Regions from separate parts of the Homo sapiens genome. Here region 2 is linked to region 1. Evidence: chromatin contacts called from ENCODE Hi-C or POLR2A ChIA-PET data. All regions are on one chromosome and are shown on one strand. The core of a region is the stretch at or near the end of the contact, and the rest is flanking DNA. Distances in the headings are between cores, read along the strand shown.

What was found. Hi-C counts contacts between places; a loop is a spot of excess contacts on that map. ChIA-PET counts read pairs that join two places held with the same protein, here RNA polymerase II (POLR2A). Pooled maps may share reads with other maps.
Region 2: a loop to region 1 is called in a map of endothelial cell of umbilical vein, with 2.9 times the contacts of the local background. The contact joins two enhancer-like sites. A Hi-C loop is called at or near these places in 16 of 168 maps with a recorded cell type or tissue (B cell, CD14-positive monocyte, Caco-2 and 7 more), 2 of 37 single-sample maps with no recorded cell type and 7 of 50 pooled maps. POLR2A ChIA-PET finds 5 or more read pairs at or near these places in 5 of 52 experiments (A673, BJ, H1 and 2 more).

The regions. Positions count from the first base shown.
Region 1 is chr12:11,673,434-11,676,133 of GRCh38, reverse strand. All of the region lies in intron 1 of ETV6 (ETS variant transcription factor 6), which reads right to left. Among named protein-coding and RNA genes, the nearest start is that of ETV6, 25 kb to the right of the region's middle. Within about 2 kb of position 1,385, at least 11 of the 41 ENCODE cell types and tissues checked have a DNase peak (open chromatin) inside an H3K27ac peak, as active enhancers do; they include CD14-positive monocyte, endothelial cell of umbilical vein, heart left ventricle and 1 more, where a contact is called at or near this core.
Region 2 is chr12:11,718,525-11,721,224 of GRCh38, reverse strand. The region is part of intron 1 of ETV6 (ETS variant transcription factor 6); the gene reads right to left. It overlaps LOC124902879 (a long non-coding RNA gene), which reads right to left. Exons shown (of 2, transcript XR_007063212.1): 2 at 1-2,166. Among named protein-coding and RNA genes, the nearest start is that of ETV6, 70 kb to the right of the region's middle. RefSeq lists enhancers at 866-1,015, 1,106-1,165. Within about 2 kb of position 1,309, at least 16 of the 41 ENCODE cell types and tissues checked have a DNase peak (open chromatin) inside an H3K27ac peak, as active enhancers do; they include CD14-positive monocyte, endothelial cell of umbilical vein, heart left ventricle and 1 more, where a contact is called at or near this core.

The DNA.
Region 1 (2,700 bases), core at 136-2,635:
AGCCAGGCAGGGCCCATTCCAAACTGACAAAGAAAGTGACATGAACAAGCAAGAAGTGGCCATAGGTGATGGCAAGAAATAAAAGGCAAGGAATGAGATGGGAACCTTAGATGACTTTACAGGATTATTTCATTCAACCACTTCTAGGTACCCAGTTCCTCCTTCATCAGTTTCTTTCCCTTTCTTTTATTTTCTTTCTTTCTTCTTCCTGCATCAATTTCTCTCCCTTTTTCTTTTCCCTCCTTCTCCCTCTCCCTTCCTTTCCTTCTCTCTCTCTTCCCTTCCTTTCTTCCCTCTTTCCTTCCTTCCTTTTTGTTTAGAGACAGAGGTCTCACTCTGTTGCCCAGCGTGAAGTACAGTGGCATGATCATAGCTCACTGCAGCCTCAAACTCCTAGACTCAGGGGATCCTACTGCCCCAGCCTCCTGGGTAACTGGGACTACAGGCACACATTACCACATCCAGCTAATTTATTTTATTTTTTTATAGAGACAGGGTCTCACTTTGTTGCTCAGGATAGTCTAGAACTCCTGGCTTCAAGTGATCCTCCTGCCTTGGCCTCCTAAAATGTTGAGAATATAAGCATGAGCCACCATACCTGGTCAAATTTCTTTTAGAGGAAAAAAAACCTATGCCTTGCTGTAAATGAACATTTCTTCTGAATGTACAATATGTGCTAACTAACTTTAGAGGGATACAACATGAAGTTTGAGAAAGTATATTTTCCAAAAGGATTGAAATGTATAGATGCACTTGCTCAGTGATAGGTAATACTTTAAAATATGTATTAGGATAACTATAGGATTTCCAGGGGCTTTTTGTTTATTTGCTTTATTTTTGCTCTTTGTAGCAGAAGTACAAATGGCAGACTCTACAAGGTCTTCAAAGAATGTTTTCTGGGTAATTCTGAGATCAATGTAAAAACACCTGGGAGCTACAGGTGCTTGGGGGTTACAGAAGAACATCTAAAAAAACACATCCTGGTGTTCTCACTCCTTGTGGTAATAAACTCTCAGGGGCTGGAGGACTAGGCTTACCCCCATGGCTACAGCTAGGTCTACAACTATTAACAGACATATGCGTGCAAAAAGACAAGGCCTGTCTCAGGGAGCTGACGGAGGGCCTGGCTGTACCTTCACAGCCCATGATGCATTAAATCCCTTCCATAAATGTTGACTGAGGGGCTCCAGCTTTCCTCCAACATTAGGAGGGCAGCGGGTCTCACCAGATTTACCCGTCATCCTTAGGGAAGCGGGGAATTGGTGGATCCGGACACAGCCAAAGAACTCCTGAGCACCAGGGGCCTCCGCTCCTGGGGCAGTGAGAGAGTGGCAGCCAGAGAGGTCTCTCCCTGCCCCTTCTCACATCATCATCTCTCTAGGTGGTGGACACTCATGCTTTCCTGGAAAACAGCGGAAGCAGCTGGCTCACCCAGGGTCGCACAATCAGGGCTTCATGGGGAAAACACCAAACACACACACACACACACACACACACACACACACACACACACACACAAATAACCCCTACATTAACCCCTATGGGCCTTGAGCTACAGCACACATTTTAGCAGCGCCACAGAAGGTGCCAAAGTGTTTCTATTGTCTCCGGCTGTTTTCTGCATATATTCATTATATTAAAACCACTGTCTCCTCTTTGGATATTAAATCTCGAGGGCAGGGACTCTATGACCACTTTCAGAATCCTCCAACTTGGAGTCTCGGTACTCCTTAATGAAAACTGCACATAAAAGAAACATTGCCATTGTTTAAAAGCCTGAGCTTCCCTTCCTAGGTCACTGGCTGGCCATCTGCTCTTTGGCCCAGAATTCCTGCTTTCCCTCTTCCTCCACACGCCCATTTGAACATCCTCTGGCATTTTATATTGCTATGTCTCATGGCCTATGGAACTAACGAGGCAAGGACTTCCCAAAAATGAAGGCGAAAAAGGAAGGAAGCGAACGATCTGGCCACGCGAGCACACTGCTCTTTATTGTTTGCTAGATTCCGTGCATTGTATCTGCGGGGTGGTCTGCTGGTCCCCAAGGTAAAAGCCAACTAATGTGTCAAATATGCATTACGATTTGTACCTTTTAGAGAAAGGTGGGATGGAGGTCATTCTTTCTGAATAAAGAGAAATTCCCTGAGATAGATTTGCATTGGTAGAAGAATAAAAACTTTACTTGCTTCAACCAAATTCCAAAATATGGCCATTCCATTCCTGAGTTTTGTTAGTCAACTCCACTCACAAGAGCCATGGAATCACTGCCAAATCTCAGTCTAGAGACCACGCACACAGTTTGACTAACTCGGGGGAAAGGAAAAGGATCACTCTAACAACAGTCACAGATAATATCTGGCCAAGATCAAATACAGGATCATTACCCAAGAAGACACTTGAAAATGGAATACAGCAATAAAAATGAGACAAGCTCTCTTACATAAGAGAGAAACTGATGTATTTGGGCAACTACAAAGATGACATTCGGAGGGCCTAGTAGGAAAAAATATTGATTTCTGAAGGAATGATTCACTCATCCAACATACTTTCCCTCTAATCACTACTTCCCAGACACTTCCTATGTAAACTTGGTATTACTAAAAACTCCAGGTCTAGACCTGACTTTACTGCTTTTTCATTTGTTCCATATAGAACTCTTCCATGGTCTCTCCTCAGATACCTGGGCAGCAGAAGGTTTAG
Region 2 (2,700 bases), core at 60-2,559, 45 kb before region 1:
TTTGGATATACACCCAGTAATGAGATTTATGGGCTGAATGGTAGCTCTGTTTTAAGTTGAGAAATCTCCAAACTGCTTTCTACAATGACTGAACTAAGTTACATTTCCCCCACCGGTGTATAAGCATTCCCTTTTCTCCATAGCCTCACCAGCATCTGTTATTTTTTGACTTTTGATAATAGCATTCTGACTGGTGTGAGACAGTATCTCGTCGTGGCTTTGATTTGCATTTCTCTGATGATTAGTGATAATAAGCATTTTTTCTTGTTTGTTGGCTGCTTGTATGTCTTCTTTTAAGAGGTGTCTGTTCATGCCCTTTGCCCATTTTTTAATGGAGTTATTGTTTTTTTGCCTCTTGATTTAAGTTCCTTATAGATTCTGGATATTAGACCTTTGTTGGATGCACAGTTTGCAAATATTTTCTCCCATTCGGTAGGTTGCTGTTTACTCTGTTGATTCTTTTGCCGTGCAGAAGCTCTTTAGTTTAATTAGTTCCCACTTGTCAATTTTTTGTTTTTGTTGCAATTGCTTTTGGGGACTTAGCCAAAAATCCTTTGCCAAGGCTAGTGTCAAGAGGGGTTTTTCCTGTGTTTTCTTCTAGGATTTTTACAGTTTGAGGTCTTAGATTTCGATTTAATCCATCTTGAGTTAATTTTTGTATATGGTGAAAGGTAAGGGTTCAGTTTCATTCTTCTGCATATGGCTAGCCAGCTATCCCAGCACCATTTATGAATAAGGAGTCCTTTACCCCATTGCTTGTTTTTGTTGGCCTTGAGCAAGAAATTTTTATCCTGATTTTACAGACAGGGAAACTGAGGCTCAGGGAATTTAAATCTGAGTTCATAAGTGTCAGAACTAAGAGCTGAACACAGAGTTGCCTTTGCCTCTCCCTAAAAACTGTGCTGTTTAACCATACAACTCAGTCTCAATGGTTTCTTACTTATATCCAGAAGTGTCTTTGACAACACTCTCAAGGCTTATTAGGGAGATGACTGTGCTGATGGCTCTTCGTGACTCTTAAAGATTAATGCTGTGCCTGAACATGCTAACACCATCCTCAGAAGCCCCTTTTCCTATCTTCAGATATCAACTCTTTCCCCTTCTATAATCACTGATACCAATAACCCACAGCTTCTCGTCCTTTGCCAAATCTGTATGAACTGCCACCAGTCCTGTTTATAGCTTCTGATTCGTGGGAGACCAGGCATTTCCTGCATGGTGGGAGCCTGAGGCCACGGTGGGAGAGGGGGCGGTAAAAGATGCCTTTCCTTCCCGGATGACTCAGAGCCAATGACTGTGCCGGAGCCCAGACAGCAGAAGCCTGTGCCCTTGGCGTCACCACAGGACCGCTTCCTATCTCAGTGAGGGAAGTGGCTGAAAGAGCCAGTGTGAGGGAAGAGGAAGGAAGGAGGCAGAGGGTCTGTTACCAGTCCTCATCCCTGCCTTCCATTCCCGCTTCTCTCTTGTCCCTTGCCCCAGACCCACCCCCGTGCTGGATTTTAATGCACAGACTTGCCTTTCTCAGATTCAAGCCTGACTCTGCCCTAGCACCCCCAAAAGACGCCACAGCCCATCAAGTTCCTCCCTGTGAGAGACATCGAGGCCTCTTGGTGTTGGCCAGAGATAAATGCATCTTTATTCAGAGCCCTGTAAAATTACAAACTGGTTTGCTTTATTACTTGTCAGCTGGTCCTTCCTTGCCATCCCTGGTGAGTGAAAGACAGGCTAGCATGACTGCATCTCAGTGCAGGAAAATGCTACAAGAGCTTGTCCTTCAGGGAAGAAAATCTCCTGATGTCTATACAGAGCACTTACTGTCTCTATCACATGACAGACCTAAAAGATCAGGATCTTTCGTGGGTCTATGTTTGTCGGTATTTTTAATATGCATGAGATTGCCCAAAGGGACTGTGAGATAACTTGGGGCAAGGACCACATTTCCTTCACCAAAGAGTATCAACATGATGCTAGATTTCCAGGCAGTGCCTCCTGACTTGAGATGCAGGCCTCCTGCGTGGAGCAAATGGATTCCAGACTCCAGTATACGGCTCCCCGTGGTGCAGGCTTCAGTTTCCCTCTCCCCAGCGGCCTCACTAACAGGGTGGCAGCTTAGCCAGTCCCTGGGCAGCTTCAACAGCTTTGATTAAATCTGGTCTGCTTCCAGTCCTGGAGATGCCAGAGAAATCACACTGATTACCCTAACAGACTGGATGAAACACTAAACACATACATTCTGCACAGCCTCAACAACTTCAGGAGAGAGAGAACCCAGACTCTGGGCAATGCCTGTCTGAATGACTCTTTCTGAATCACAGATCAGGGATCTGCCATCAGCCCTCACAGTGATTGTTCTGCAAGTCTGGCAGCCCTAAACTGATTCCTGCTTATTCTAAAATACAGTATTGAGCACTGGGCTGGCTTCGTGAGTGTGCGACCTGTGACCTGTGCAGTCATACAGAGGTCCTGTGCTTGTCTGAGAATTTTTTTGAGACACAGTCTCACTCTGTTGCCCAGGCTGCCTCCCAGGCTTAAAAGCAAGCCTCCCACCTCAGCCTCCCAAGTAGCTGGGACTACAGGCACACACCACCATGCCCAACTAATTTTTTTTTTTTTTTTTTTTTAGTAGCGATGGGGTTTCGTCATGTTGCCCAGGCTGGTCTCAAACTCCTGAGCTCAAGCGATCCGCCTGCCTCGTCCTCC